Regions from separate parts of the Homo sapiens genome. Here region 2 is linked to region 1. A link is an interaction called in ENCODE POLR2A ChIA-PET data of the cell type or tissue named here. Cell type or tissue: MCF 10A. All regions are shown on one strand. Links, peaks and the distances in the headings refer to the core of each region. The heading gives the core; the rest is flanking DNA.

Region 1 (12,569 bases), core at 1,607-9,606:
AGTGTATGCCACAAGTGTTCTCCCATTTTCTCAAGCCACAGACCTGAGAATCATGTTTGACCTTATTTCTCCCTCATCTCTAAGATCTATTCAATCATCAAGGTCTATTCATTCCGTCTCCTAAATATCTCATCAAGCTCCCTTTCTTCCGTGACTACAGCCATGCTATTCAAGCTACCATCATTTCTCGTAAATCTGATCACAAGATAGCACTGCTTGATGTCCTTCCTTAACTCTGCCTCCAAGCCCTTGAATGCCTGTCTCTGCCCATCCTTCAGTGGTACTAGGTACCACAGTCCTCTCCTTCTGTGAGACTCAGCCACACCACCTTTTTCAGTTTCCCTTTTGCCCTTCATGCTTCCTCTAGCACATGCTGTAGCATAGCTCCAAGGACCTCACCTTCACACCATGTGTCACCACTGTATTCACTGTATTCATTACACTGGTTTGTGTTATTCAATTAATGTCAGTCTCTCCCACAATACTGTAACCCACAGGTAGGGACTCTACTCATCCTTGTTTAGCATGGATTCTTCAGTACTTAAAACAGTGCTCAGTCCATAATAGTAGAATGAATAAATAAATTAATTAAAGAGTGACTAAATCAATGAATTATTCATTTGTCTGTAGCTTACATGATTCAAGTCAGTGTTTCCCAGTTCTATGGCCATAGATTATATCTGTCACCCCAAATAGCCATCTCATAAATGCCTACAAAAAGTTCTGATTGAATGAGAGTGAAAGGATCTATGGAATGTAAATCTCTTGCTGAAATACAGACCTAAAGTGCTCCCCTTCTGATGATTGGCCAATGGTGGTGTCTTTCATAAACAACTATATTTATGAGGCCGGGCGGTGGCTCGCACCTGTAATACCAGTACTTTGGGAGGCTGAGGCAGATGGATTACTTGAGGTTAGGAGTTCGAGACCAGCCTGGCCAACATGGTGAAACCCCGTATCTACTAAAAATACACTGGCCGGGCGCGGTGGCTCACTCCTGTAATCCCAGCACTTTGGGAGACCAAGGCGGGTGGATCACCTGAGATCAAGAGTTCAAGACAAGCGTGGCCAACGTGGCAAAACCTTGTCTCTACTAAAAATACAAAAATTAGCCGGGTGCGGTAGTGGCCGCCTATAATCCTAGCTACTCAGGAGGCTGAGGAAGGAGAATTGCTTGAACCCGGGAGGCAGAGGTTGCAGTGAGTGGAGATCGCACCATTGCACTCCAGTCTGGGCAACAGAGTGAGACTCTGTCTTAAAATAAATAAATAAAATACAAATACAAATACAAAAATTAGCTGGGCATGGTGGTGAGCACCTGTTAACTCAGCTACTTGGGTGGCTGAGACAGGAAAATCGCTTAAACCCAGAAGGTGGAGACTGCAGTGAGCCGAGATGGTGCCACTATACTCCAGCCTGGGCAACAGAGTGAGACTCTGTCTCAGAAAAAAAAAAAAAAAACTATATTTATAACTACCGTGTTACCATGAGCATTTGAAAAAAAAAAAAAAGAAAATCTATGTGATGAGACTTTAGAAAGAAAAATTAAGGCTTCTCTATTGACAAGCAAGAGAATTTTAGCCTGAAATACTGAAAACAGGCTTCCAAGTGCCAAGAACTCACAAAGGCCCATTGGCCACCAACGAAGTATGTCGCAGCTTCCATTCTCCCCCTTGCAAAGGGGCTTTATTCTACTGTAAGGAATGTACATGTATTTCTTCTTGGTCACCTCTTAAACACACAGTGTTAGATGAGAATGAACTGAATGAACTGCATCCTAACCATTTTTAAATCATTTTTAAACTTGGGATTTATTCAAGTATTTTTCAAGAATACCTATGAAAAGCACACTGATTTTACAGCTACGTGGCCTAAGTTCCTTTGAGGAAAGGACCAGTTCTTAAAGTTCTGGGCATTCCCTTTAGCCTAGCACACAATGTTTGACTCTCAATTACTAAATGAATGTAATTGTGTTGCTGCCACAAAAGTTTTTCTCTGAATAGCTAAAGATAAATAATTAGAAAAGGAAAAACTAGGCCGGGCATGGTGGCTCACGCCTGTAATCCAAGCACTTTGGGAGGCTGAGGTGGGCAGATTGCCTGAGGTCAGGAGTTCAAGACCAGTCTGGCCAACATGGTGAAACCCCGTCTCTACTAAAAAAAAAAAAAAAAAAAAAAAATTAGCCAGGCATGGTGGTGTGCGCCTGTAATCCCAACTATTCGGGAGGCTGAGGCAGGGTAATTGCTTGAATCAGGGAGGTGGAGGTGGCAGTGAGCCGAGATCACGCCACTGTATCCAGCCTGGGCGACAGAGTGAGACTCAACTCAAAAAAAAAAAAAAGGAGAGACAAGGAGAAACTAACTCGATGATTTTATATCATCATTTAAATCCCACTTATGAGGAATTCATAACTCACTTCTAATAACTGTTATGTATGACATTCAAGTTTCTTATTGACAGTTGAGAATATTTCACCCCACCTCTTATTGTCGCCCAATGTACATTAATTGAGACAGAGTAACTTTTTTTGTATTTTGTCAGGCAGCCCCTGAACCCCAGAACAGGTTCAGAGAGACTCCCAAGAGTAAAATTTGTAAAAGTCTTGGCCAAACTCAATTTTTATTGCTCTAGTTAAGGCCCAGAGGGAGCTTTTAAAAGGTCAGCAGAGAAGGTAAATTTAGGAGACTACAAAACTGAAAAAGGAGAGTAGTATCTGCTTAGAGAGAATTTTCACTTCGAACTGATGAGTCCTCAAACTGTAACCACTGAAGATTTTTTTCTCCTAAAGTAATTGTTTTCTGAAATCTATTTTCTTTCTTTTTTTATTTTTTGAGATCTGAAGTGGTTTTACCTTTATTTCCTTCACTTTAAGTCAATCATGAAATTTCACAGTGATTTCTGGAGTGGGAGCAGAAGGGAGGCGGCGTTAAGAATCACCGGGGCTGTGGCCCGGTCAGCCCGCGGAAGTGGAGGCCGTGTGGGCCCTCACTGGGGCAGCTGGAGGAGCACGGACTGCCCCGCCAGCAGATAGGTGATGTTCCAAGAGCGTGAGAGCAGGTACGCGATGTCTTCCACAGCTTCCTGCTCGATTAGACCGTCCCCCGCGGTGACCAGTGAGTTGACAATCAGCTCAGCTGCCTTGGAGTCGCCCTCAGCAGAGATGATGGCCACCTTTTTCTGCTGCTCAGCCTTTTCCACCACAAATCTCGCCCTCTCTACTTCCTGCTGAGCCACCTGTTTGGCTTCCATCGCTTCTGTGAACTCCTTCCCGAAGGTCAGATGTGTCAAGGACACGTCGTCCAGGATGAGCCCAAAGGTGGCTGCTCGCTCCGTAAGGTCATTGCTTACCTACCTGGAGACCAGCTCTCTCTGGGTGATTAGCTCTCCAGCATCAAAGCGAGTCATCGCTGACTTGAGGATGCCGGTCGTGATGGACAGCAGCACACGCTCATCATAGTCCTCTCCGATGCTGGTGAAGATGCGAGAAACTGGCTAGCAACGGCCCAGAAGAGGATGCGCAGTGTGATGTTGACATTCTGTAAGTCTTTGCTGCCGGCGATGACTGGCACTTTACGTGGTCGAGAACGGCAGTCAAAGATAATTGGTTTCTGTACCCAGGGGATGAGACAGTGAGTCCCTTCCCCTACCACAATGTCCTGTACTCCATGGAATCGGTCAAAGATGACAGCTCTGTGCCCAGCATCCACATTATATAAAGCAGAGTTCACCACGCCTCCTGCAACAGCTAAGGCCAGGCCAAACTTGCCGATGGACGCAAACACTTTGGCAGCCATGTTTTCTTCTGCTTGACCCTCTCACATCTGCTTCTACTCTGACCTCCACATGAATTCCCCAACCACACATACCCTGAAATCTATTTTCAAACATACATCACATTTACTACATCTAATAGAATAAATATGAACTTGAAAAAAGTAATCAAAGTATGCTTATACAAAAGAACCGACTATGGCAAATTCTCCCTGTCCATTTAAATACACATTTAGCCCAGCATGGTAGCATGCGCCTATAGTCCCAGCTACAAAAATAAATAAATAAACATGCTTTTCTTTACCCCTGAATATCAATTTACATTCAAGTTTTCAATTTAATTCAATAAACACGACTGAATGTCTATTATGATCCAGTCACTGTCTGGGGCACATTTATGTGAAATGAAGTACACATAAAATCGAAGGCATTTGGCCAGGCGTGGTGGCTCATGCCTGTAATCGCAGTACTTTGTGAAGCCACAGTGGGTGGATCACCTGAGGTCAGGAGTTCAAGACCAGCCTGGCCAACATAGTGAAACCCCATCTTACTAAAAATACAAAAATTAGCCATGTGTGGTGGTGCAAACCTGTAGTGTCAGCTACTTGGGAGGCTGAGGCAGGAGAATTGCTTGAACCTGGGAGGTGGAGGTTGCAGTGAGCCGAGATCGCCTGGGCGACAGGGCAAGACTCTGTCTCAAAAAAGAAAAAAAAAAGCATTATTTTAAGAACCCTATAGGTAGGAAATATTTTCATTGCCATATTCATGAAATTGGTACTTTTGTTCTCCTCATTTTATGAATGAGGAACTTGAGGCACACAGAGAAGTTAAGTAACTTGTCTGAAGCCTCCCAGTTGGTAAGTGGCAGAAGCTAGAAGCTAGGATTTGAACCTAGATGCTTTGAGCCCAGAGTCTACATTCTTAATCCCTGTACTATTGTCCCTTTACCACTGTTCTATTCTTCAATACTTCTATACTGAGTACGAGAGAAGGCAAGGGGCCAGCCAGTGGGGATACAAAGGTAAGTAATTCAAAGCACACGCAATCTAGCAGAGGAAAACGTACCTACGAGCACATGAGTGAAATCAAATGCACTGGTGCTCTGGCTGAAGTTCACACAAGGGATAGTCACCTTATCCCCTGACCCTCCCAGGATGAGACAGTCATGAAAGCCCTCACTGGGAGGAGGGCTGATTAACTGAGTCCAAAAGATGAGCTCACCATCTTTGGTTGGTTCGGTTAGTGTATTTTCTATTTCACTTATTCGAAGCCTTGATTTACTAGGAAAAATTTTTATTTCATTGAAACTAAGTTTTATTGTCTACTATATCCATAGCAATATGAAATATATGAATAAGGCATTGTCGATGCTCTAGAGGAGCTTATATACTCAGGAGAGGGGAAATGGAGGCAGAAAGAATAATAACTATGTCTACCATTTATAGCACAATTACTATATGTCAGGCATCATGCTCAGCCCTTTACGAATATTTCCTCATATTATCTTCATTAACCCTATAGGAAAGTACTATTATCTCTATTTTACAGATAAACTAAAGCTTAGAGATGTTAACTTACTGACTGATTGAATAGATAACTTTCTAAAAACCTGCTATGTATGTGCTGGGTACAATTCTAAACTTTAGGGATACTGTGGTGAAAAAGACAGATAAGTTCCTCCTGCCCTGCCCTGCTCTCTAGATGTTTTTATTCTTTTTGTTTTGTTTTGTTTTGTTTTGTTTTGTTTTTTGTAGACGGGCTCTCACTCCATCACCCAGGCTGGAGTGCAGTGGCATGATCACAGTTCACTGCAGCCTCGACCTCCCCTGGTTTATGTGATCCTCCCACCTCAACCTCCGGAGTAGCTGGGACTACAAGTGCATGGCACCGTGCCCAGCTAATATTTTGGTATTTTTTTGTAGAGATAAGATATGGCAACGTTGCCCAGGCGGGTCTCAAACTCCAGAGCTCAAGCTATCCGCCTACCTCAGCCTCCCCAAGTGCTAGGATTACAAGCGTGAGCCACTGTGCCCAGCTTAGAAGTTTTTATTCTAATTGGGGAAGAGAGATGATAAACAAGTAAATAAGATAAATGCTATGAAGACACTAAAATAAGATGGTGCAATAGTGACCGAGGTGGGGCATTTTAGAAATAATGGTGAGGAAAGTTCTATCCAAAGAGATGACATTTGAACAGAGATCCGAGAGACAAGAAGAAACTATCCTCAGAAGTCCTGGATGAAAAGGGTCTCAGGCAGAGAGACGAGCAAATGCAAAAACCTTGGAAGAGTGAGGTTGGCATGCTGGAGAGGCAGAAGAAAGGCCAGAATGGCTAGAGCAGAGGGCCTCACCCCAAATCACACAACTCATAAATAGCAGAGATGATTCAAATCTATGCCTGCCTAAGGTGAAAACCACTATGTAATATTGCCTAAAAAAACAAATAGAATGTTCTACACATTGTCATCACTGGGTGTGTTTTTAGGTTAACCTGAGCAATATCCAAAGGCAAGGGAACATATGGAACGAAAAGTCGAAAGAGAGGAAACTCTTGCAAACAGAAAGGCTTCCTCTAAAACAGGAGATACAAAGACAAATAAGGCATTGTATGCACCAGCTGTATCAAACCCCGCTTCATTAAACTCTGGTATTAATCTCCACCCATTATGCATCCTCAGTTCTTATCTTAGACTGAAATCCCTTGCAGGGGTGATGGAATGCAGCTTTGATACTTCAGATTAGAAATTCAGATAAGTGTAATCTAAAAATTTCTTCCTGCTTCTCCCAGGTGCCAGCCGAGAGCTATTCAGTCTGAAGGGTTCACTCTTCTGGTGGCTCCAAGAGAAGAGCCATCTGGGCAAGAAGGCAGCAGCCATCTGGGCAAGAAGTTCTGCAGGAGGTGGTGCAGAGCTGGCTAGTCAGGCTGTGATTAAACTGGTGTGTGAGTGGTAAGTTCAGACAGGAGCTGTTACTGAGATACTAATCATAAGGTAAGTGGCAGAGAACCAAACTGTGGGCAGAGCAGGTTCAAGTTGCTAAGCAAGCTGTCATAGACAAGGAGGGCAGAAAACCTTAGCGAAACATAACACCACAGATGAATCTAAGATAGACCCATTGTTCTGACACCGAGCTGGGTCAGATGAGCCCATTTTTACTCGAGTCAGCCTGGAGTAGCTCCAGGCTAACTGGGTAGCTCTGCTCCAAAGAAATCTCAATTCGTAATAAAAGATTGGGCCCCTCCCTGTATCCAGGCACACAGATTGTCATACTCTAGCTCAGCTGGGAGAGGAAGTTTAGCCCAATTTCCCTGCTGATAGTTGGCATTAAAGAAGGTGCTTTTCCAGAGTATGGTCTGTATTTTCTGCCTGCCTGATCTGTGGGTGGTAGGCAAAGGTGCACATCTACTCTGAGATCTATAAAGGCAGCTCTTCTGAAAAATGGGCTGAATTATCAACTGCATTCTTTCATGATGTGATTAGAAAAAAACCATGTGTAGTAGTAATAGGAACTACCTTTGATTTTTAAGTTCCATGACAGATCTTGGAAGTATACAACATATAATATCTTATTAAATCTCATAACAACCCTATGAAATTGATACTATTAATATTCCCAGTTTACAGATAAAGAAATTCGAACTTAGATAAGTAACTTTTACAAGGGGTACAAGTGAGAAATAGTAACAGGTCACTGTAATGCAAAAGCCTGTGTTCTTCATTTTTTAAGTCAACTTTATTGAGGTATAATTTACATACAAAGTAATGCACGTATCTTAAATGTATAGTTATTTGAGTTTTGCCAATGTATACACCCTTGCAAATACAAACAGATCAAGCTATATAACATTTCCTTCATCCTCATACCCCTTTGTATTAGTCTTCTCTACACTGGCAACCACAGATCTGCTTTCTGATGCCAGAGAGTAGTTTTCCATGTTCCAGAATGTCATATGAATAAAATAAAATAGTATGTACTCTTTCGTGTTGCTCTTCTTTTGTTCACCATAACGTTTTTGTTGTTGTTGTTGTATTTTGGGGGGAATTATAATTTGAAATTCCTGTACCCTACACAGATAAGTATCTGTTTCTCAAAGAGAGATTTCAATTTTCAGTCTCTCTCCCCATTTTTTTTTTTTTTTTTGAGATGGAGTTTCGCTCTTGTTGCCCAGGCTGGAGTGCAATGGCACAATCTCAGCTCACCACAACCTCCGCCTCCTGGGTTCAAGCCGTTCTCCTGCCTCAGCCTCCCGAGTAGCTGGAATTACAGGCATGCAACACAACGCCCGGCTAATTTTGTGTTTTCAGTAGAGATGGGGTTTTTCCATGTTGGCCAGGCTGGTCTCGAACTACTGACCTCAGGTGATCCACCCACCTCAGCCTCCCAAAGTGCTGGGATTACAGGCATGAGCCACCACACCTGACTTCAGTCTCATTTTTATATACATTTAAAAAGTCATATGAATAAGATCAAACCTTGCTTGTATTGTACAAAGCAGAATTGCCATCTGTTTACCTCTTACGGTGTTATATTTTTTAAGTGTGTAAGGGTTTTCCCAAGCTTTATTGAGGAATAGCTGACAAATACAATTATATATATTTTAGGTATACAACATGATGCTTTGATATACATATAAATGGTGAACTGATTACCATGATCAAGTTAGTTAACACACCCATTACCTCACATAATTACCATTTGTGTATGTGTGGTGAGAACATTTAAGACTTACTCTCTTAGCAAATTTCACTAGTCAGCATAACCTTTTGAGATTCATTCATGTTATTGCATATATCAGTAATTCATTTCTATTATTGCTAAATAACTTTCCACTATTTATATGTACCACGATTTTTGTACCCATTCACCTACAGAGAGATATTTGGGTTATTTCCTATTTCTCTGGCTATTGTGAATAAATAAACCTGCTATGAACATTTATGTACAAGCCTTTCTGTGAACACGTTTTCACTTTTTTTTTTTTTTGAGACAGGGTCTCAGTCTGTTGCCCAGGCTAGAGTGCAGTGGCATGATCTCAGCTCACTGCAACCTCCGCCTCCCGGGTTCAAGCTATTCTCCCACCTCAGCCTCCCCAGTAGCTGGGACTACAGGCACCCACCAGTGTGGGCCCAGCTAATTTTGTATTTTTTGGTAGAGTCAGGGGTTTCACCATGTTGGCCAGGCTGGTTTCAAACTCCTGACCTCAGGTGTTTGATCCACCCACCTTGGCCTCCCAAAGTGCTGGGAGCCACTGCACCCAACCTGTTTTCACTTTTCTTTGATACATATCTAGTAACAGAATTGGTGGGTGTATGTTTACCTTTATTTTAAAAATTGGCAGACTTTTCCAAGACGGTTGTACTGTTTCACATTCCCACCAGCAATGTACAAAAGAGTTCCGGTGCTCCACATATTTGAGAATACTTGATATTGTCTGATAACTTGTGATAAGCATCTTTTCATATGTTTATTGGCCATCTGTATTTTTTTGTGAAGTATCTGTTCAAGTGTAAGCCCATCTTTAATTGAATTATTTATTATTGAGTTGTAAGAATTTTTTTATAGATTCTGGGAAAATGTCCTTTAACAGACATGTGTATTGAGAACATTTTCTCCCAAAGGTGCATTGCTTTCATTTTCTTTTTTTTAATTATTTATTTTTCAATTTTTTAAATTTTACTCTAAGTTTTTGGATACATGTGCAGAACATGCAGGTTTGTTACATAGGTATACATTTGCCATGGTGGTTTCCTGCACCAATCAACCCGTCATCTAGGTTTTTTTTTTTAAGGTGCGCACTTTTATTCAACTGGTCTCAAGTCAGTGTACAGGTAAGCCCTGGCTGCCTCCACCCACTCCCAGGGAGACCGAAAGCCTTCATACATCTCAAGTTGAGGGACAAAAAAGGGGGCCACAAAGTCTGATCATTCAAAATAAAACAAAATAAAAAAGTGTTAAGGTGAAGATTTTTAAAAATTGGCATTACATAATTTACATGAGAGCAATGCTATCACCTCCTCTGTGTGGATGTGGGAGAGGACTGGGCCATTCTCCTTAGAGAGAAGTGGGGCGGCTTTTAGGAGGGCAAGGAACTTCCTGTAACAATGCATCTCATGATATTTGGAATGACTATTTTTTAAAAAAAGAACAACGTACAATCAATGTCCTCGGCCACATTGTAGAACTCTGGGGGATGCTCGCTCCAACAGACTGCTGTCACCTTCACCATTCCAGTTTTTAAATCCTGAGTCAAGCCAAAAAAAAAAAAAACAAAAACAAATAAAGCCATGCGAATCTCATATTGTTTTCTGCTCAAGTTAGGTTTTGACAAGAAAGGGTGTAATGTAACTAAGTCACAGTCCGCCTAGAAGCATTCGCAGTGGACAGTGGAGGGGCCAGACTTGTCATACTCCTCCTGCTTGCTGATCCATATCTGCTGGAAGGTGGACAGAGAGGCCAGGATAGAGGTGCCGATCCACACGGAGTACTTGCGCTCGGGAGGAGCAATGATCTTGATCTTCATCGTGCTGGGGGCCAGGGCGGTGATCTCCTTCTGCATCCTGTCCGCTATGCAGGCCAGAGTACACGGTGGTGCTGCCAGACAGCACTGTGTTGGAGTACAGGTCTTTGCAGATGTCCACGTCACACTTCGTGATGGAGTTGAAGGTAGTTTCATGGATGCCACATGATTACATGCCCAGGAAGGAAGGCTGGAAGAGTGCCTCAGAGCAGCAGAACTGCTTTGATGATGACCTGGCTATCAGGCAGCTTGTAGCTCTTCTCCAGGGAGGAGCTGGAGGCCCCCGTGGCCATCTCCTGCTCGAAGTCCAGGGCGATGTAACACGGCTTCTCCTTGATGTCATGCACGATTTCCTGCTCAGCCGTAGTGGTGAAGCTGTAGCCGCGCTCCGTGAGGATCTTCATGAGGTAGTCAGTTAGGTCCCGGCCAGCCAGGTCCAGACACAGGATGGCGTGGGGGAGGGCATACCCCCCGTAGAAGGGCACAGTGTGGGTGACCTCGTCACCAGAGTCCATCATGATGCCAGTGGTACGGCCAGAGGCGTACAGGGACAGCAGAGCCTGGATGGCCACGTACATGGCTGCCGTGTTAAAGGTCTCAAACATGATGTGGGTCATCTTCTCACGGTTGGCCTTGGGGTTCAGGGGGCCTTGGTCAGCAGCACGGGGTGCTGCTTGGGAGCCACACGCAGCTCATTGTGGAAGATGTGGTGCCAGATCTTCTCCATGTCGTCCCAGTTGGTGACGATGCCGTGCTCGATGGGGTACTTCAGGGTCAGGATGCCTCTCTTGCTCTGGGCCTCGTCACCCACATAGGAATCCTTCTGACCCATGCTCACCATCACGCCCTGGTGCCTGGGGCGCCCCACCATGGAAGGGAAGATGGCCCAGGGGTCATCATCCCCTGTGAAGCCAGCCTTGCACATGCCGGAGCTGTTGTCAATGACGAGCGCCGCGATATCATCATCCATGGTGAGCTGGCGGCGGGTGTGGACAGGCTGCAGAGCAGCGAGGGCAAGGCTCTGTGCTCACCTGGCAGACATGGTCTTGGCAGTCCATCATCTAGGTTTTAAGCCCCGCATGCATTAGGTATTTGTCCTAATGCTCTCCCTCTCCTTCACCCCCACCCTGGAAAGGCCTCAGTGTGTGATGTTCCCCTCTCTGTGTCCGTGTGTTCTCATTATTCAACTCCCACTTATGAGTGAGAACACACAGTGTTTAGTTTTCTGTTCCTGTGTTAGTTTGCTGAGAATGATGGTTTCCAGCTTCATCCATGTCCCTGCAAAGGACATGAACTCATTCTTTTTTAAGGCTGCATAGTATTCCATGGTGTATATGTGCCACATTTTCTTTCTCCAGTCTGTCATTGCTGGGCATTTGGGTTGGTTCCAAGTCTTTGCTTTAGTAAATAGTGCTGCAATAAACATACGTGTGCATGTGACTTTACAGTAGAATGTTATAACGCTTTGGGTACATACCCAGTAATGGGATTGCTGGGTCAAATGGTATTTCTGGTTCTAGATCCTTGAGGAATTGCCACACTGTCTTCCACAATGGTTGAACTAATTTACACTCCCACCAACAGTGTAAAAGCGTTCCTATTTCTCCACAGCCTTGCCAACATCTGTTGTTTCCTGACGTAGAATCGCCATTCTAACTGGCATGAGATGGTATCTCATTGTGGTTTTGACTGGCATTTCTCTAATGATCAGTGATGATGAGCTTTTTTTCATATGTTTGTTGGCTGCATAAATGTCTTCTTTTGAGAAGTGTCTGTTCATATTCTTCACCCACTTTTCAATGCAGTTTTTGTTTTTTTCTTGTAAATTTGTTTAAGTTCCTTGTAGATTCTGGATATTAGACCTTTGTCAGATGGGTAGATTGCAAAAATTTTCTCCCATTCTGTAGGTTGCCTGTTCACTCTGATGATAGTTTCTTTTGCTGTCCAGAGGCTCTTTAGTTCAATTAGATCCCATTTGTCAATTTTGGCTTTTGTTGCGATTGCTTTTGGTGTTTTAGTCATGAAGTCTTTGCCCGTGCCTATGTCCTGAATGGTATTGCCTAGGTTTTCTTCTAGAGTTTTTTATGGTTTCAGGTTTTACATTTAAGTCTTTAATCCATCTTGAGTTAATTTTTGTATAAGGTGTAAGGAAGGGGTCCAGTTTCTGTTTTCTGCATATGGCTAGCCAGTTTTCCCAGCACCATTTATGAAATAGCGAATCTTTTCCCCATTGCTTGTTTTTGTTAGGTTTATCAAACAGCAGATGGTTATAGATGTGTGG
Region 2 (12,569 bases), core at 3,096-11,095, 120 kb before region 1:
TGTAAACTGTCATGGCTCTGGTGGGAGTGTAGCAGTGAGGACGAGCAGAGGTCACTCTTGTCACCATCTTGGTTTTGGTAGGTTTTGGCCGGCTTCTTTACTGCAACTGTTTTATCAGCAAGGTCTTTATGACCTGTATCTTGTGCCGACTTCCTATCTCATCCTGTGACTTAGAATGCCTTAACTGTCTGGGAATGCAGCCCAGTAGGTCTCAGCCTCATTTTACTCAGCTCTTATTCAAGATGGAGTTGCTCTAGTTCACACGCCTCTGACACATGTTCAGAAATAATGGTGATTTTCTTCTACAGGTGGGGACGTTAGCATTATAATGACATGGTAAAGTTCTGAAGGTAACAAGGGGTTGCCTGTTCCAGTTTCTGCCAGTTTTGGGGGTCTTATCTCCCTCTGGTATCTGGGCAGAGGTCAAGAAGCTCTGGCACCATCAGGGGCCAGCTTGTTTCTTTAAGCAGCTGTGCCTACAAATAAAGGGACTAAAGAAAACAATAAGAAAACCCAGTTATTTCCTGGGGGTTGCTCTGGTATCCAGCGTGTTTTACTTCACCAAGCGCAATTCTTCCCAGTGCAGGCACTGGGTGTAACTGTGACAGCCAGCACCAACCTGCCCACACACCTCCTGTCCTGCAGGACTGTCAGCAGCCTCTGCACTATAGTGTGACAGAGCCACAGGTAGCTCAGGTGTGCCTCAGCCCAGCCTCTCCTGCACTCCCCCTCCCCTGGCTCCCCAACTCTGCCTCACTTCTGTTTGTGAAGGAAAGACAGCAGTAGCGGAAGGGAAAGAAGGAGAAAATGCAGAGCAAATATTATGCTTTCCTCTTGGAAAACCTCCAGGAGCTGCAAATATTAGTAATCCAGCTGCATCCCACCCCCCAGGATGGGCTGGGCCTGTCACACAGCCAACCTTCAGGATGCAGACACCCAGGCTGGGGAGCACAGCTCTGGAAATTTACTGACATGGCCCTGAATGAATTTATCTTTTCAGTAGAAGGCCCTGGAGTTTAAAGGAGTCATTCATAAGGTCTGTCTGGGAGTGCCTTGTCCTCAGAGGAGGGTCTGGGTGGGTTGGAGTGGAAGGAAGGGCTGGCTACCTGGTGTGCTCTCCGTGGGTCCCCAAGAAAGGCAGCCCTGCTGGGGGCAGTGAAGCCCTTATCCAGGTCACGTGAGTCTTGGAAGGGGAAGGCTGCTGTGCTTAACGATTCAAAAACACAAATCAAACCTCCTTTCCCAAACAAATTAGAAGGTGTGGAGGAAGCTTGAATTCAGAGAGGATTTCCCAGAGACCCATAGGCAAAAGTGGCTTAACTGAGCCCAGTGGGTGTCCCAGAATGGGCCAGAGAGAATGACACTAAAAAGTCTTTGAACAAATGAGCAAATGAATACAGGAATGCTCATCTGCCATAGGCACAAACGTGGTAAACGTTCCCTGAGAGAACTGACAGCCCAGGGGTGCAGGGAGAGAAACGGTCCCAACTGCAGACTGGGTCCCAACTGCAGACTCGGTCCCAACTGCAGACTCAGGAGGAGGGAGGCTGTTAAGGGGCCGTCTTTCCTTCTGTTATGTGAGGAGAAAAGCAGGGAAGGGACCTCAAGGCCAGCCTCTCCCAGGAGCTGCTGTTCTCAGCCCCGGGATCCAGCGCTACAGGGAAGTGCAGGGGAGGCTCCACAGTCCCGGCTGGAGACCCGGTCAGGCCTGGGTGGCCACTCTTCTTTGTAGTGGCCACCCTCGTGTCACCAGCAAATGCTTTTGTATCTACACCCTTCTCAGTGCTCCCCCTCTTTTAAAAAATGTACTTTCTTTTTTTAAAAAGAGTTGGGTCTTGCCTTGTCACCTATGCTGGAGTGCAGTGTTGCTGTCACAGCTCACTGCAAACTCCACCTCCTGGGCTCAACCCATCCTCCCACCTCAGCCTCCCAGGTAGCTGGGACCACAGGCACACACCAGGACACCTCGCCCAGTGCTCACTATTTACCTTTATTTCTTCCTTATTCGGACACCCCTTGCTTCCAAAGAAGAGTTTCGGAAGGCTCAAGACGGTGAGACAGACACCTTATGCACTGCTTCACTCTCCCCCGCAGCTCCCCTCCCTCCTCACTGACCCCCGGCCACAACCCTCTCTCCTTGCCCCTCACCAGCCGGCACCCTTGGCAACCCTGGCACCCTTTCGAGGACAAGACTGCCAAATGTGGCCAAGGTCTGGCACACCATGTACCAATCGAAACTCCACTTCCCTTGAGTTTCAGTTTCCACGCCTATAAAATTAGCAAATGAAAAGAGCAAACACTTGGAGACACTGTTCTCAATGCTTTGCATATTTTTTTCATTTAATTCTCAGTGCCATGAGACAGTCTATTATTATTAAACCTATGTTATATATGAGGAAACTGAGGCACAGAGGGAGTAGTTTCCCCAGGTCACAGTCAGGATTTGAACTCCATGGTCTGGCTCTAGTGTTTCCCAACCATTCGGGGTGGGAGTGGGAGAGAAACCAGACTGCTCTCCCTAGAAAACAGCATGTGTTTGCATGTGTGCCAAATTTGCACAAAACATTTGGGGTTCCAGGTCTCTAAAGCCCATCCATGGAACCCCGGTTTCCCTTCTCTCACGTGATCCTAACAACCTGCCGAGGATACACCTCATCATGATCCTCCTTTCACAGCTGAGAACACACCAGCTTAGAGAAATTAAGAAGTGTATCCAAGCTCACACAATCTTAAGTGGCCAGATCAGGACCAAAATCCAGGTCCTCTGGCTGGGCGCAGTGGCTCATGCATGTAATCCCAGCTCTTTGGGTGGCCAAGGCGGGTGGATCACCTGAGGTCAGGAGTTCAAGACCAGCTTGGCCAACATGGTGAAACCCCATCTCTACTAAAAATACAAAAATTAGCTGGGCATGGTGGTGGGCGCCTGTAATCCCAGCTACTCAGGAGGCTGAGGCAGGAGAATTGCTTGAACCCAGGAAGCAGAGGTTGCAGTGAGCTAAGATGGAGCCATTGCACTCCAGCCTGGGCAACAGAGTGAGACTCTATCTAAAAAAAAAAAAAAAAAAATTTGTGGTCTTCTAACCACAAATCTAGTGCCCCTCCCCAACCACCTCTGGTCCAGCCTCTTAGATCTATCTGGGATGTCTTTCCACCATACTCCTTTCTGGTTTGAGAACCACCTGAAGGCTCAACGTGGCTGTGGGGTGCTCCGTGGAGCCATTTGGCCTGTGCCCAGCAGCGAGGGGGACAGCCAGCAAAGGTACCCCCGCCCCTGCCAGCCTGCCACCTACTTGGGACGTTTCTTTTCTTTTTTTTTTTGAGACGGAGTCTCGATCTGTTGCCCAGGCTGGAGTGAAGTGACGTAATCTCAGCTCACTACAACCCCCACCTCCTGGATTCAAGTGATTCTCCTGCCTCAGCCTCCCTAGTAGCTGGGACTACAGGCGCATGCCACCATGCTCAGCTAATTTTTGTATCTTTAGTAGTGACGGGGTTTCACTATGTTGGCCAGGCTGGTCTTGAACTCCTGATCTCGTGATCTGCCCACCTTGGTCTCCCAAAGTGCTGAGATTACAGGGTGAGCCACCGCACCCAGCCTACTCGGGACCTTTCACCACCCAAGTGACCAGCACCCCTGCCCAGAGTGCCCCGGTTCTGTCCACTAGGCCAGCAGGGACCCCGCCTCTGGGATTGTTTGCTGGAGGGGTCCTGGACAACGTAGAAAGGGCAGCACACAGCCCTGGGCAGGAAGGGAGGCAGGAAGAGAGATCCTCAGGGGCTGGGCTGGAGGAGCAAAGCCAGCCAAAGGGGAGTGAGAGGGCAGTCAAGCGCCTAGAAGCCAAGGAACCCCAGGAGGATGGCATCGGGCAGGTGCCTCCTGGTGCCCAGAGACAAAAAGATGTGTGGGAAGGTGACAGAATCAAGCGGTAAGGTCAGTGCTTTGAGGGAGCAGGCAACCACCAGCCTCCAGTGACACTTGCCTTTCACAGGGATCCTGGAGGTCCCCATTTGGGAAGGTGGAAAATCTCAGTTCCAACCTAACCAAAAGATACAGGGGCAAGTTTGGCCTTGAAACCCTGGACCATCTGCCCTGGGTGATTTCCTTTCAACAGTGCTGGGTCCAGACTCCCAGAACCCTACCTCTCCCATCTTCCCCAGTAAGCCTGCTTTCAGTCCTTTTCACACGAGAGCATTTAAATCCAAGGGTTCCCTTCCCCCTGGGTATTTGCAGCCCATCTGATCTCTAAATGTAGAGTGAGAGCCACTTGTAGAAATTAAGTCTAGGCTGGTCACGGTGGCTCACGCCTGTAATCCCAATACTTCGGGAGGCTGAGTCAGGAGGATCACTTGAGACCAGGAGTTTGAGACTAGCCTGGGCAACATAGCAAGACACCTCTACAAAAAAAGTTTTTTAATTAGCTGGGCATGGTGGTATGTGCTTGTAATCCCAGCTACAAGGTGAGGTGGGAGGATCACTTGAGCCCGGGAGGTCAAGGCTGCAGTGAGCTGTGATTGCACCACTGCACTCTAGCCTGGGTGACAGAGTGAGAACCTGTCTCAAAAAAAAATAAAAATAAGAATAAAGAAATTAAGACCAGATGTAGGGGAGATTTGTGGAGGAAGGGACAGGAGGCCCCTAAAATCCCATCCTGTAGGCAGCCCCTGCTTGACTAAGCATAAGGCTCGTGGGGCACCCAGGTGGGCTTTTTCTGGAGAGGAAGCAAGGCAGAAAACCCCTCCATTTTCCATCCCCAGCCTCTCAGGTCTGTGCCAGTTGAGTGTCTTCCAGGACAGAAGCATGGCTGGGTATGGAGGCAGCCTGGATATAGGGATGGCCGGTCTGTCAAGCCCGTGGTCAGGACCTTCACGGGGCAGCTTAGGAACCTCCAGGCAGGGCCTCATCTGCTGCCGTTAGTAATAAACATGGCCAGCAACAGCCAGGGCCCTGCTAGCGGGAGATGTCATCGGTAGCCACCTTCCTTCTCTGCAGAGACACCGTCTGTCCCATGGATGAGCAGAGTCCCCTGGGGACCCAGCTCTGACACTTGTCCTTGCTCATGTCCAGGGTGCTGGACAGACTGAGGCAGGTGTCAGGCTCCTGGGATGAGAAAGGCAGATGAGAGATGGGAGTGGGAGCTTTACAGTGACTTAGGCAGAATTGCTTAGTATTTACATATGCCTTACCTCATTCCACAGAGAATTTAAGGCCTGACCAAAAGAGACGGGGCGGGGGGTGGGGGGGAGAGAATACAATAACACCATGTACTGTAAAGAAAAACAGTCAGTTCTAAAAGAAAAACAACCCAGAAAGAAGGGAATGTGTCAAAACCGGGAGAGGGGAAAAAAAAAGGCATGCATGCTTTCAAAAGCACCTTAGGGGCTACAGATGGGCCCTATACTTAGTGTTGACACCCAACAGCCATAAAAGAATCTCACTGTGCCCCCAGGGGAGCACAGGGAAGGTCTGATTCTAGATTTTTTCTGTGCCATTTATTTATCTATATCCTCATGCACAAGTTCTATACTGTTTTAATTGCTGTAGCTTTTTATGTGTTTAAACATCTAATAGAGGTAGACTTCCTTCTCTTAGATTTTTTTCTAGCTATGCTTCATATTTAATTTTTAAATAAACTTATCAGAATCAGCTAAGTTCAAAAACAATTTTTAATCTTATTACCTTTTTTTTTCTTTTTTGTGAGACGGGGTCTTGTTCTGTCACCCAGGCTGGAGTACAGTGGTACAATCATAGCTCACTGCAGCCTTGACCTCCCAGGTTCAAAGTGATTCTCCTGCCTCAGCCTCCCAAGTTGCTGGGACGATAGAAGCATGACACCACACCTGGCTAATTTTTTAAAAATAATTTTTATAGAGACAGGGTCTCACAGTATAGTGAGATTTCAGGGTGGTCTTGAAATCCTGAGGGCTCAAGAAATCCTCCAGCCCTGGCCTCCCAAGAGCTAGAATTACAGGCATGAGCCACCGTACCTAGCCCTATTGCTATTTTTATTAGCATTACATTAAGTTTATAGGCTAACTTAAGAGGACATGGCATTTTTATGATAATGAGTTTTTGCAGTCAAGAACGCAGGCCAGTTTTTTTTAAATGGGGTAAATGATTGTCCAAGCGCCTCCAGGCAGGCTCACGTGCACACTCTGGAGTCAGTGAAGAAGGTGAACAGCTGACAGGAGCAGCCTCCCAGTCAGAGAAGCCCTGCACACTGTTGCAAACAGACAGCTTGCATCTGGAGTCTTCTGTGATCCGAGGAGGAAGCGTGGCTGAGTCCTTCCCAGAAGAGGGTCTGGAGCTGTGAGTTGGGGACAATTGTCAGATTCTAGCAGTGAAAGTGGTTCATGTGCAGGTGCAACCTGCCCCGCAGTCACGGGACACAGCCACATGGAGCCGAGCCACGCTCTCAGAGAAGGAGCCAGGGAAGAAACACCCTAACTGCACTCCTCCCTTCTTCTGGCCCCCAGCAGCCATAGGCCCTGGGCCCCCGGTGAGATACCCATAGAGATCAGCTCCCAGGCAGCAGGATGGAGGGTGTAGACTGGACATGAAGAGGCAGCTGGAATGTATCGGGCACTCAGCTCCAGCTCACCACGATCCAGGCACTCAAGTTCCCAAGACAATAGTTTCTGCTCTCAGATAAATGGAATAATTAAGGATCAAAAGGTTATCAACAGGTAACCAAGCATAAACAGATTTTTTTTTTTTTTTTTTTTAGACAGAGTCTCACTCTGTGCCCCAGGCTGGAATGCAGTGGTGCAATCTGGGCTCACTGCAACCTCCACCTCCCAGGTTCAAGTGATTCTCATGCCTCAGCCTCTCCAGTAGCTGGGACTACAGGCGCGTGCCAACATGCCTGGCTAATTTTTGTATTTTTAGTAAAGATGGAGTTTCACCATGTTGGCCAGGCTAGTCTTGAACTCCTGACCTCATGTGATCTGCCCACCTCGGCCTCCCAAAGTGATGGGATTACAGGTGTGAGTCACCATGCCTGGCCCATAAGCAGATTTTGTACCTGAGCAGGAAGGCTAAGAGCTTGTAACAACTGAACATTCCCCCCGGAGAGGAAGGCAGGAGTTTTGCTTGTGCCAAGTGCACTGTTCAGACAGTCCTCTGAGGTACACCAAGGTCTGAGTAGCCATCCCACCCTCCCCTCTGCCAAAATTTTTGTGTGACTGGAGAGCAGAGCCCTCCTCCAAAAATAAAATGAGCACAAGGAAAATACTATTTGCAGATACATAATATTAAAACCATAGGTCTTTCTTTTTCTAGTCCCATCCATATGGCAACATTCCAGGAGAGGCCTCCGTCACTGGAAGGCACCCTCAGGGGCTTTCCTGGAGCTAAAAACAGTTTAAGCCAAAAGTTATTTGTAGCATCTGAGTTAAACTCTTCGTCTCACCCTTCTCGAGCTAGCTGGCTTATTTTATCCGGACCAGGATATAACAGCTCTAAACAGGCTTTGCCAGGAAGAGACGTCATGGACTTCAACCAGGGCACCTGACCAGGAAGAAATCACTGCAGGATGATCTGAAAGAGTTTTCATAAATTATTTTACGTAAGGTAGATTCTGACCTTGATGGGGACAGCCAAGGTTCTGGACCCTCAGCTGGGAAAGATGGGACTAAGTCTACAACTGCTGAGGTTGTAGAACAGGCTTCTTGTTGGGAGGAACCCTCTTGTGGACATGGGCCGTCGAGGTGGAGTGAGAGAACACCGTGCCACCTGGACGCTGAAACACCATTGAGTCACCTCTGTTTGAAATGCTTGTTCCCTGGTGCCGTAAAGAAATAGCACTTGAACATAAATTTAATTTACTCAGCAAGGACATTTTTATACTTTCTGTGAAAGGGTACACTCACCAGGAGTTTTGCCACGAGAGTACACCAAACAAAGGAGACAGGGTCATTTATAACCTGACGCGTCCACCCTACTGCTGTGTCCAGTTTCCATTGGCTGGAACAGGACCTCCCATTCTGTATTTGTCCCGATTGGCTAACAACTTAGAACTTTTTAAAAGAGGCAAAGGCAGAGGAGAACAAAGGAAGGAGGAAGTAACTTGTGGAATGCTGAGAAAGGTAAAAACACCTTTAGATAAGGAAGAGGAACAGGCTATGACCTAATGCTTGCTTGGACCAGTATAAGCATGCCAGGGAAAATACTTAGGCTAAATTGTGGGAGCTAAGAACATAAAGTACATTGATTTCTTTATCATGGCTAGCAGATATTTAAGAATGTTAGCACAGGTCTTTGAATAAATTTTGCTTCTAAGAGAAGTTACTATTTATTCCTAATTAAATGGGGAGGAAGGTCTTTGAAGAGAAACCTTTACACCTCTTAAGGACAAAAGTCCCCAAGACCTGTCCAATTTCGAATTCAATTAGGTGAATTCGAAATTGACACCAGCCTCTTTGCAGAGGAGACTGTTTTGGTTATACATCAAAAGCCTGTGCTTTGCAGATAGACCTGACAGCCACTAATTAGCTAGGAGCGTTGGGTGATCCAGTCCACCTCCTTAAACCTCAGTTTCCTCAACTATGAAATAGAATGAAAATAGTACCTACCTTGGAACTGTTCTGTGACAAGGAAATGAGATAACATGATAATGTGCATAAGGCTTTTAGCTCGGGGCCTGGCACACCTAAGCCTTTGTGTAATCATTGTGTAGATCTTGTCACTGAGAACGCTTACACGAGCAGATATTAAAATAAAGGAAAGAAGTCAGTTGGGTAAGGGAGCTTCCCAGCTTGGTTCAAAATATTTTGCTGATTGGGGTGAGGGAAAGAGTGAAGGAACCAGAAGCAAAAAAAGTAGGATTTCAAATGCTTCCCACCTTTTTAGAAATCAAGACATTCTTTAGTGGCCTCTACATCTCCTTCAACTCCAGAATTTGGAAAACTGATGAAAAACTTTTTGAATCTTTGGCTGTAAAATGTATATATATATATAATGTGTATATATATATATATATATATATATATATTTGAGAGGGAGTCTCATTCTTGTTGCCCAGGCTGGAATGCAATGGCACAATCTCGGCTCACTGCAACCTCCGCTTCCTGGATTCAAGCGATTCTCCTGCCTCAGCCTACCGAATAGCTGGGATTATAGGCGCATGCCACTATGCCCAGCTAATTTTTGTATTTTTAATAGAGACGGGATTTCACCATGTTGGCCAGGCTGGTCTCAAACTCCTGACCTCAGGCTATCTGCCCGCCTTGGCCTCCCAAAGTGCTGGGATTAAGAGGCATGAGCCACCATGCCTGGCCTCTTTTATCTTTTTCTTTTCTTTTCTTTTCTTTTTGGGGGGCACAGAGTCTCACTCTGTTGCCCAGGCTGGAGTGCAGTGGCGTGATCTTGGCTCACTGCAGACTCCATCTCCTGGGTTTAAGCAGTTCTCCTGCCTCAGCCTCCCAAGTAGCTGGGATTGCAGGCGTGAGCTACAAGGCTACCAACTGACTGACTCAGGGGATGTGTCTCCGCTTACCATAGATCTGTCATTAGCGTATATAGGCCTCAAAGAGCTGTAAGCAACCATGTCTAAGTGCTAACAGGACAAGCTAGGTCAGGAACTCTCAGGATGCTAAGTCATCGACTAGAATTCAAAGAATTCAGTGAGCTTCAGCTGGTCCTGCTGGCTCACGCCTGTAATACCAGCACTTTGGGAGTCTGAGGCAGGCGATCACCTGAGGTCAGGAGTTAAAGATCAGCCTGGCCAACATGGGGAAACCCTGTCTCTACTGAAAATACAAAAAATTAGCCAAGCATGGTGGCAGGTGCCTATAATCCCATCTACTTGGGAGGCTGAGGCAGGAGAATCACTTGAACCCAGGAGGCAGAGGTTGCAGTGAGCCAAGATGACACCATTGCACTCCAGCCTGGGTGACAAGAGCGAGACTGTCTCAAAAAACAAAACAAAACCAAAGAATTCAGTGAACTTCAATAACATATATATATGTTACTGATATATATAACAATATTACATATATTACATATTTTATATATATGTGTGTATATATATATATATATATATTTTTTTTTTTTTTTTTGAGACAGGGTCTTGCTCTTCTGTCACCCAGGCTGAGTGCAGTGGCATGATCACATCTCACTGCAGCCTCCACCTCCTGAGCTCAAATAGTCCTCCCACCTCAGCCTCCCAAGTAGCTGGGACTACAGGTGTCTACCACCACACCTGGCAAATTTTTGTATTTTTTTGTCGAGACAAAGTTTTACCATGTTGCCGAGGCCAGTGTCGAGCTCCTGTGCTCAAACAACCCACTGACCTTGGCCTCCCAAAGTGTTGGGATTACAGGCGTGAGCCGCTGCGCCTAGTCTTCAGTAACATTTTTAATAAACCTGTCAATTGGCGAAAATAAATCCAACAGTGAATTAAACTCCTTTGAGGCTACTTCCCATTATTGTCATGGGAAATTGTAGGAAAGTGCACATTCCTTAAGAATGGAGTAAACTTCCTCATCCTCTTCCCAGGCCCCCTCCCCTTTGTTTGTGTTTTGTGGTGAAGATGACCCCTCCCTGCAAACCATCTGGGTGCTGTTGCTGGCATCAGCTTGCTTCTAACTGCATGAAATGATTGTGGTGCCTGCTGTGCTGAGAACCTAGCACTGGCACCAAATGGGTGCCGAGTGCTTACACACCTGCTCTCATTATGCCTCACACTTATCCATGTCATGGGGGAGGGTTCTGAGGCTCAGAGAGGGACCAGGCTGCCTGGCCAGCTGCCCACCTCGTTGTGCCCATCCTTGTCTACCCCTTGAAGTGACCTCTGCCCCTCCGCACAGAAACCCTTCGGGACAGTCCAGCCTTCTGCCTCTGACTCAGGGCTTTTCCATCTGCACTGCTCCGTACTTACTTCCTGCGACTGTACTCCCTGCCAGAGCCTCTTTTCCTGGCTCTGACCTTCCTCCTAGGAGGCGTGCAACGTTTGTCCCCTTCCCATCTAGCACTACGTTTTCTTTCTCTCACTCAAACTCCCCTTTATATATTTGTTTGTTTATTTATTTAGAGATGAGGGTCTCCCTCTGTTGCCCAGGCTGGAGTGCAGTGGTGCAATCATGGCTCACTGCAGCCTTGAAATCCTGGGCTCAAGGGATCCTCCTGCCGCAGCCTCCCAAGTATTCGTATTATAGCTGGGACTCCAGGTGTACGCCACCACACCCAGCCCAAACTCCCATTCAAAGCCTGTGTGCTCAGAAGCCTCTGCAGCTGCGCTGGTTTCATTCTCTCACTGTGGAGCATCTGCTGCGAATCAGGTGCAAGGCTGGGCTCTGAGGGCACAGTTCAGCCACCAGAGTTCTGGGTCTTTCAGGGAATGAAATTTCCCATCTCTGCCCAACCACAACACAGCAAAAACATTTCTCCCTTTGCATTTCCCTCAAAATACTAGGTTGGTGCAAAAATCACAATTACTTTTACACCAACCTAATAGCCCCCAAACCCTCTGACCCAACCCTCATATGGGGGACTGCCTGAAACTTCACTCTGTCTATTCACAGGTTGTCTTAGGCTTTAAGCCCCTGGAGGTGGAGACAAGATTTTTAACATCCTCCTGGTTCTAAGACCCTCTGATAAGAGCTCCTTGTGCTGTGTTCACAGGTGACTGCTGGCTGCTGGCAGCCATTGCCTCCCTCACCTTGAATGAAGAAATCCTGGCTCGAGTCGTCCCCCTAAACCAGAGCTTCCAGGAAAACTATGCAGGGATCTTTCACTTCCAGGTAACTTAATGGTTGGCTCAGGTGGTTCCTCAACAGGTCCAGGGGGCTAGGAACAGTCTTCTGGCTTGGCTGGGTTCATCAGTCCCTGGTGTTTGCAGACTCCCAAGACCAATACTGTTCTACAAAGGACATTGGGCGAGAGCAGGAAGCTTCCTGGCTTACCCGTGGCCAGGATGTGAGACCCGGCTGGGATGGCCCTGGGTGGTTTCTTGGGACATGTAAAAGGGAGGTAGAGCAAGGTGTTCAGGAACTAATTCCCAAGTTTAAAAAAAAAAACTGTATTATTTGATGTTTGAGACAAAAACGTTGAAGTTCTCCTCCTTTTATGCCGGTAAATGAGAAATAATACTTGAAAAAGCTGGCTGGGCACGGTAGCTCATGCCCGTAATCTCAGCACTTTGGGAGGCCGAGGTGGGCAGATCATTTGAGGTCAGGAGTTCGAGACCAGCCTGGCCAACATGATGAAACCCCATCTCTACTAAAAGTACAAAAATCAGTTGGGCGTAGTAGTGCAGGCCTGTAATCCCAGCTACTTGGGAGGCTGAGGCAGGAGAATCACTTTAACCTGGGAGGCAGAGGTTGGGAGGCCAAGGTGGGTGGATCACTTGAGCCCAGGAGTTCGAGACCAGCTGGGGCAACATGCTGAAACTCCGTCTCTACTAAAAACACAAAAAAAATTAGCCGGGTGTGGTGGCACGTGCCCTTAATCCCAGCTACTCGGGAGGCTGAGGCAAGAGAATCACTTGCATCCAGGAGGCAGAGGTTGCAGTGAGCCGAGATCGTGCCACTGCACTCCAGCCTGGGCAGAGCAAGACTTGGTCTCAAAAAAA

What was found. ChIA-PET counts read pairs that join two places held together with the same protein. Peaks named below come from ENCODE experiments on the same cell type or tissue, not always from the same donor. Only the 100,000 strongest peaks of a DNase experiment are listed, where the experiment ranks them.
Region 2: POLR2A ChIA-PET joins it to region 1 with 6 read pairs; 7 of 35 experiments call an interaction of 5 or more read pairs at or near these places.

The regions. Positions count from the first base shown.
Region 1 is chr1:223,853,594-223,866,162 of GRCh38, forward strand. It overlaps the pseudogene PHB1P11 and the pseudogene ACTBP11. Among named protein-coding and RNA genes, the nearest start is that of TP53BP2, 14 kb to the left of the region's middle. In MCF 10A, for the core only: no CTCF peak of the experiment used is centred there; no DNase peak of the experiment used is centred there.
Region 2 is chr1:223,732,480-223,745,048 of GRCh38, forward strand. It overlaps CAPN2 (calpain 2), which reads left to right. Exons shown (of 21, transcript NM_001748.5): 3 at 11,621-11,739. LOC105373046 (a long non-coding RNA gene) reads right to left here and starts at 8,833. Exons shown (of 3, transcript XR_949169.3): 1 at 7,410-8,833; 2 at 6,507-6,636; 3 at 5,983-6,305. RefSeq lists enhancers at 1,420-2,280, 5,850-6,365. In MCF 10A, for the core only: no CTCF peak of the experiment used is centred there; DNase peaks (open chromatin) are centred at 6,752 and 7,062.